Regions from separate parts of the Homo sapiens genome. Here region 2 is linked to region 1. A link is a loop called in an ENCODE intact Hi-C map of the cell type or tissue named here. Cell type or tissue: ascending aorta. All regions are shown on one strand.

Evidence for each region. A loop is a pair of places that touch in the nucleus more often than their neighbours do. Peaks named below come from ENCODE experiments on the same cell type or tissue, not always from the same donor. Only the 100,000 strongest peaks of a DNase experiment are listed, where the experiment ranks them.
Region 2: it touches region 1 in a loop (5-fold over the local background); 105 of 110 quality-filtered maps call a loop at or near these places.

What each region holds. Positions count from the first base shown.
Region 1 is chr10:44,864,020-44,866,519 of GRCh38, reverse strand. The region is part of intron 2 of TMEM72-AS1 (TMEM72 antisense RNA 1); the gene reads left to right. Among named protein-coding and RNA genes, the nearest start is that of TMEM72, 46 kb to the left of the region's middle. In ascending aorta, a CTCF peak has its summit at 1,504 (motif pointing right); DNase peaks (open chromatin) are centred at 1,129 and 1,509; H3K4me3 peaks cover 1,080 bases; H3K27ac peaks cover 885 bases.
Region 2 is chr10:43,670,309-43,672,808 of GRCh38, reverse strand. It overlaps ZNF32-AS3 (ZNF32 antisense RNA 3), which reads right to left. Exons shown (of 5, transcript NR_038867.1): 2 at 1,288-1,688; 3 at 731-1,091; 4 at 364-501. Among named protein-coding and RNA genes, the nearest start is that of ZNF32, 23 kb to the right of the region's middle. RefSeq lists an enhancer at 1,418-1,587. In ascending aorta, a CTCF peak has its summit at 994 (motif pointing left); a DNase peak (open chromatin) is centred at 918.

The DNA.
Region 1 (2,500 bases):
TCTCTCTCCTTTTCCCTTTCCCTTTCCTTTCTTCTTTCTTTCTCTCTCTTTCTTTTCCTTTCGTGCTCTGATCTTTCTTTCTCTCTTTCTCTCTCCTTTTCCCTTTCCCTTTCCTTTCTTCTTTCTTTCTTGAGACAGAGTCTCTGTCACCCAGGCTGGAGTGCAGTGGTGCGATCTCTGCTCACTGCAACTTCCACGTCTCGGGCTTTAGCTACTCTCCTGCCTCAGCCTCCCGAGTAGCTGGGATTATAGGTGCACGCCCCCACGCCCAGCTAAATTTCGTATTTTTAGTAGAGACGGGGTTTCACCATGTTGGCCAGGGTGGTCTCAAACTTCTGACCTCAAATAGTCTGCCCATCTCGGCCTCCCAAAGTGCTGGGATTACAGGCTTGAGCCACTGCACCTGGCCTATGCTCTGAATTTTCTTGTTTCCTTTCTTCTTACTTTGGGTTTAATTCGCTCTTAAGGCGGAAGCTGAGATTTGAGATCCCTCTTCCTTTCTAACCTAGTGTAGTGCTATCATTTTCCCTCTAAGTATTGCTTTAGCCAAATCCCACCCATTTTGACAGGTTGTGTCCTGGCACTTCGTCCACTGATTGCATTTTCTCTTCATTATGGGTAATTTTTTTCTCCCTCACTTCATGCATGGTCATTTCTTACTGGGTGGTAGACATTGCCACTTTTTTCTTGTTGTGTGCTGGATGTCTTTGTTTTCCTGTGTGTATTTTCAGGCTTTGTTCTGGGGTACGGTTAAGTTACTTTGTAACAGTCTGATGCTTTCCGGTCCTGCCTTTGACGTTTCTCAGATGGGGATAGAGCTGCGTTTAGTAATAACTGCTCCCACCCCTGAAGCAGGGCTGTCCCGTGCCTCCTGAGTGGTGAGCCTGCAGTCTGGCTGATGGGGGAGGCGCTGTTCCCGCCCTGTGCAAACACAGGCGGATCTTCCCTCCAGCCCCACGGGGATCTTTCTGGGCCTCTGGCAGCTTCCTCGCCTGCACGTGCTGAGCCGCCCTGCTGCACCCTGGCCGCAGCCTTTGTGGATCACTGGAGTTGTGTCTGTGCAGCCCCCTCTTCCTCCAGGGACGCCGTGCCTGCCCTGAGGACTCGGCTTAGTCCCTCAACTCGTGAGGGTGAGCTCATGGGGTCAAGCCCTGTCCGGGTTCCCGCACCTCCTGTGCTGTGGCCCGGAAACTGTCTGGGTAGTAGGATCACTGTCCTCTGCATCTGGTGTGCTGGGTTTTGAAAACGGTTGTTTCTATAGTTTTGTTGGTTTCCTCCTGCTTCTTTCAGGTGGGAGGATAACTCTGGTCCCGGTTATCCATTTTGGCCATTCAACCTCATGGCAATCTAACAGGTAGCGGCTGTTCTTCCCCCCACGTGACACAGGAGAAATCTTCCGCAGGCTGTTTTCAGTGACTTCCCAGGGCAGCCCTCTGGGAGGCGGCGGTGTCGGATGGAGTCGGCTTCGCTCAGAGCGCTCCGGTTCTGGGCTCCCGCGCGGCGTCCGCCAGGGGGCAGCAGAGGCCCGGGATAGTTTGCACAACGCCCGGCTTTGCACTCGTGGCTTCGTTCTCGGGATCCGTGTTTTCGCTCCCATCCTTTCACTGCTTTTGTCTCCACTCCTGGTGACTGCTTAGCTCTAGGCTTGGTTGCCGCACAACTTTGCGTCTTGGACGCAGGGCCGAGACGCGTCTGGATGCTTTGTGACGAGTCAGCCAAGAGCAGCAGTCACGGGGCTCCTGAGATCCGGTATGTTTGCTCCGGACTCGCCTCCTCCGTCTTGGCTCCGCCCGCCCCTTAGTTTGGCTTTGTTCTCAAGCTGGTGTCCCTCGTGGTTCCAACCTCACACATCACACCCTCCGGAACGAGAGAGAGACTCTTTCCAAAGTCATCAAGGAGGAATACTGGCTTCGCTGGGTGGACCCACCTTGGGACACACGCCGTATCCTCCCCCCAAACCCAAGAGCGGCTGATTGCTGCAGCAAGGCTTGGTTTGGGCTGGGATCCCTGATCATTCTTGAATCAATGTTGTTTGCGCTAAGGAGATGAGATTCTGCTAATTAGCCCAAACTAGTGTGACTTACCCCTGCAGCTGGGGTGGGGGCCAAACCCCTCAAATCACACCCACTCCACATTAGGGAAGGAGTGGAATGCTAGTGAGCCTTCCCACAGTGTTCAGGACGTTGTCAAAGACAGAAGCGCCCAGAGGCCAGCGAGTGTCAGGGCAGAACGCTCAGGCCATGCGCGCTGACGAGCACTCGGTGTGCGACCAGGTGGCCAAACGCTCACTGCACAGGCTCCGCCCTTTGAAGAGAGGCAGCCCGTGGGTGCGCAGGCTTGGCAAGCTCTGCTTTGCGAAGGAAGGATGGCGGGAGCTGGATCCGACACATTTGTAGACAGCCTAGCTCATCTGCTCTCTTAAAATGAATCAATCATCCACCAGGCGTTGTGTGAGGACTGCATATGTGCCAGCAGGACTTCAAAAAATGTCCTGTTTACT
Region 2 (2,500 bases), 1.2 Mb after region 1:
TGTCAAATGTCAACTTGACCCTATCATCCATTACCCATCCAAGACTCATGAAGGAGTTCCCTTACACAGTGTTGAAAATCAGCTGGGATTTCAGACAGGGCTGACATTAGCAGATGCTCAAATTGTCACCCAAGGAGTTTGAAAATCTGGAAGCATTATTCTGCTAGGTCCAGGAATCAAAGTTGGTGCACGGACTAGGACCCTCAGACCAGCAGGGATGCTGAAGCAAGAATGTAACGTTGAAGACAGGGCCACAGGAACTGCAGCTAGTCCTAGGACTGAGGGGGATCACTTCTGCCAAGGCCTGCCCCCCGACTTCCCAGACAGGGTGCTGTGCCCTGGAATAAGAGAGCTCATAACCACCTTCTCCCAGCCGCCGGGTCTTCCCATTAGGTCTCGGCCCTCGCTTGCTCTCTTCTTACTTCCAAACACACAAAAATACTGTGAGGGTTTGCAGCTGATGAAGTCCCAAAGGAGCAATCCAGGGCTTTGCACATTTTCCTGTAAAGGGCCAGACAGTAAATATTCTAGGCTCTGCGGCCACACGGTGTCTGCGGCGGCTTCTCAACTCAAAGCAGCAGAGACAACACTGAACAAATGAGCACTCATGTGTCCAACAAAACTTCATTTACAAACCCTGAAATTTGAATTTTATGTGAGTTTTACCTTCCACAAAATATTATTTTCTTTTTTTTTTTCAGTCATTCAAAAATGTTAAAACCATTCTTACCTTGCTGGCCAAACAAAACCAGGCAATGGCCAATGTGAGCCCTGAACTAAACCGCGTGTTTTGAAAGGGCTCTGGTGCAGCCAGGCCGACTTGGAGCCCCTAGGTCATGCAAAACGCAGTGCTCTTTCTGCTGTGGCCTTGGCTTAGTAGTGACTCCAGTAAGTCCAGTGTGTGAAGCCTGGTCACCGCTAACTCACAAAGGTGCAGCACAGGTCACCAGGCAACTCTGTTTCATGACACTTTACTGCCATCTGCTGGACAATTGTTGCAATACAATTACATACAGATTGCGCCGACCGTGAATTTGAAGAGTCCCGTTGTAGTTTTGTGATGCATCATTTGTTCAATTTAAGCAGTGGCCCTGGGTTGGGGAAATATAGAAGGAAGAAGCAACTAATTCACAGGAGTCCCAGAAGTCATCATGCAAATGACACAAAGATCCCATCACTTTCTAGTTTGGGGAGGGGGCGGGCGCAAGGGGAAGGAAGGAGGGAAGAAAGACATCTTCCAACTGTTATTATCTAGTCTCTGCAGGCTTAGATTGGTGCTCTGCCTACATTGGAGGTGTTCTGCAAACCGGAGTCTTCCTCGCCAGAGTCCCATAAACGTGCCTCAGTCAGATGCTGGAGAGACAGAGAAGGGAAGAGTCCATCAGAGCCTCCTGATTCGAGCATCACACAGCAACCCTTCTGAGCTCGGTGGTCCACACAGCGCAGGGTTCTATGAACTCCTGAGGAGAGCCAGGAGTGCTGCTAAGCTTTCCCAGGTATGCGTGACCATGTGTGCCTTCATCTGTGTGTGACTTGGGCCAGCACCTGCCCTCCTCCTTCCTTGGTTTATCTGCCCCCTCAATGGGGATAACACTCCTAGACGTTGCTGCCTCATAGAGACAGTGTGACCGTGGAACGAACACCCTTTGCACAGCATAATCAGGATCAGCAGTCCTGAAGCTGCAAGGCTGGAGAGAGAACAGGAGGTGAAAGAAAAGGGTGAGTTAGACCACAATTGGGTGCAGTCAAGAAGCCACAGCACGCAAGAGATTGCCTGTGATGGGGCTCCAGGATTCCAGGCCTGGCAACAGACCCCCAGGTTTCAAAATGAAAAACGAAAAGAGCTAGAGACCAAGACCAAGGGATATGTTCAAAGACTATGAGGTCCACTGTCTCTGATTTAAAACCAAAACGTTTGCCATTTGCTCTAGGGAATCAGGGAAGAAAGATACAGGGTGATCTGTTTGGCCCCGCCCCCAGGCTTCTGGACATTTCCAGGACTCTAGGCAAAGGCAGAAGCCAAGTCAAGAGTTCCACAGCAAAACAGGTGTGCCCAGGACCGGGGAAGTCTCAGGAAGCCCATAGTACATATCAGCTGGAACTTGGGGGGCCCGGGACTCAAAGTGCCCTGTGTCTGGCCTGGGGGGACCTGGGGCGGGCGACATGATGTGCAAACCTCAGACCCAACTCTAGTAACACAAAGCTGTCCCAGGGAAAAGCGAGCAGATTCCAGTGTTGTGACAGCTCAGGCTCAGGACGAAGACGCCTGCGTGGGTACAATGGGTCCTCTGGGGGTGCAGTAGAGGTCTTTGTGGGGGAGGGCAGTGCATGGGGGTCTGGTGGCCCCTTCACCTCCTTCTAGAACCCTTGGGAAAGAGACACTGCATGGGAAAGGCTGAGTGTCATGACTCACCCAACCCCTTGTCCAACATGAAGTGACCAAGCCCTTGATCAGCTTTAAAAACTAGTTTACGGCTGGGCACAGTGGCTCACGCCTGTA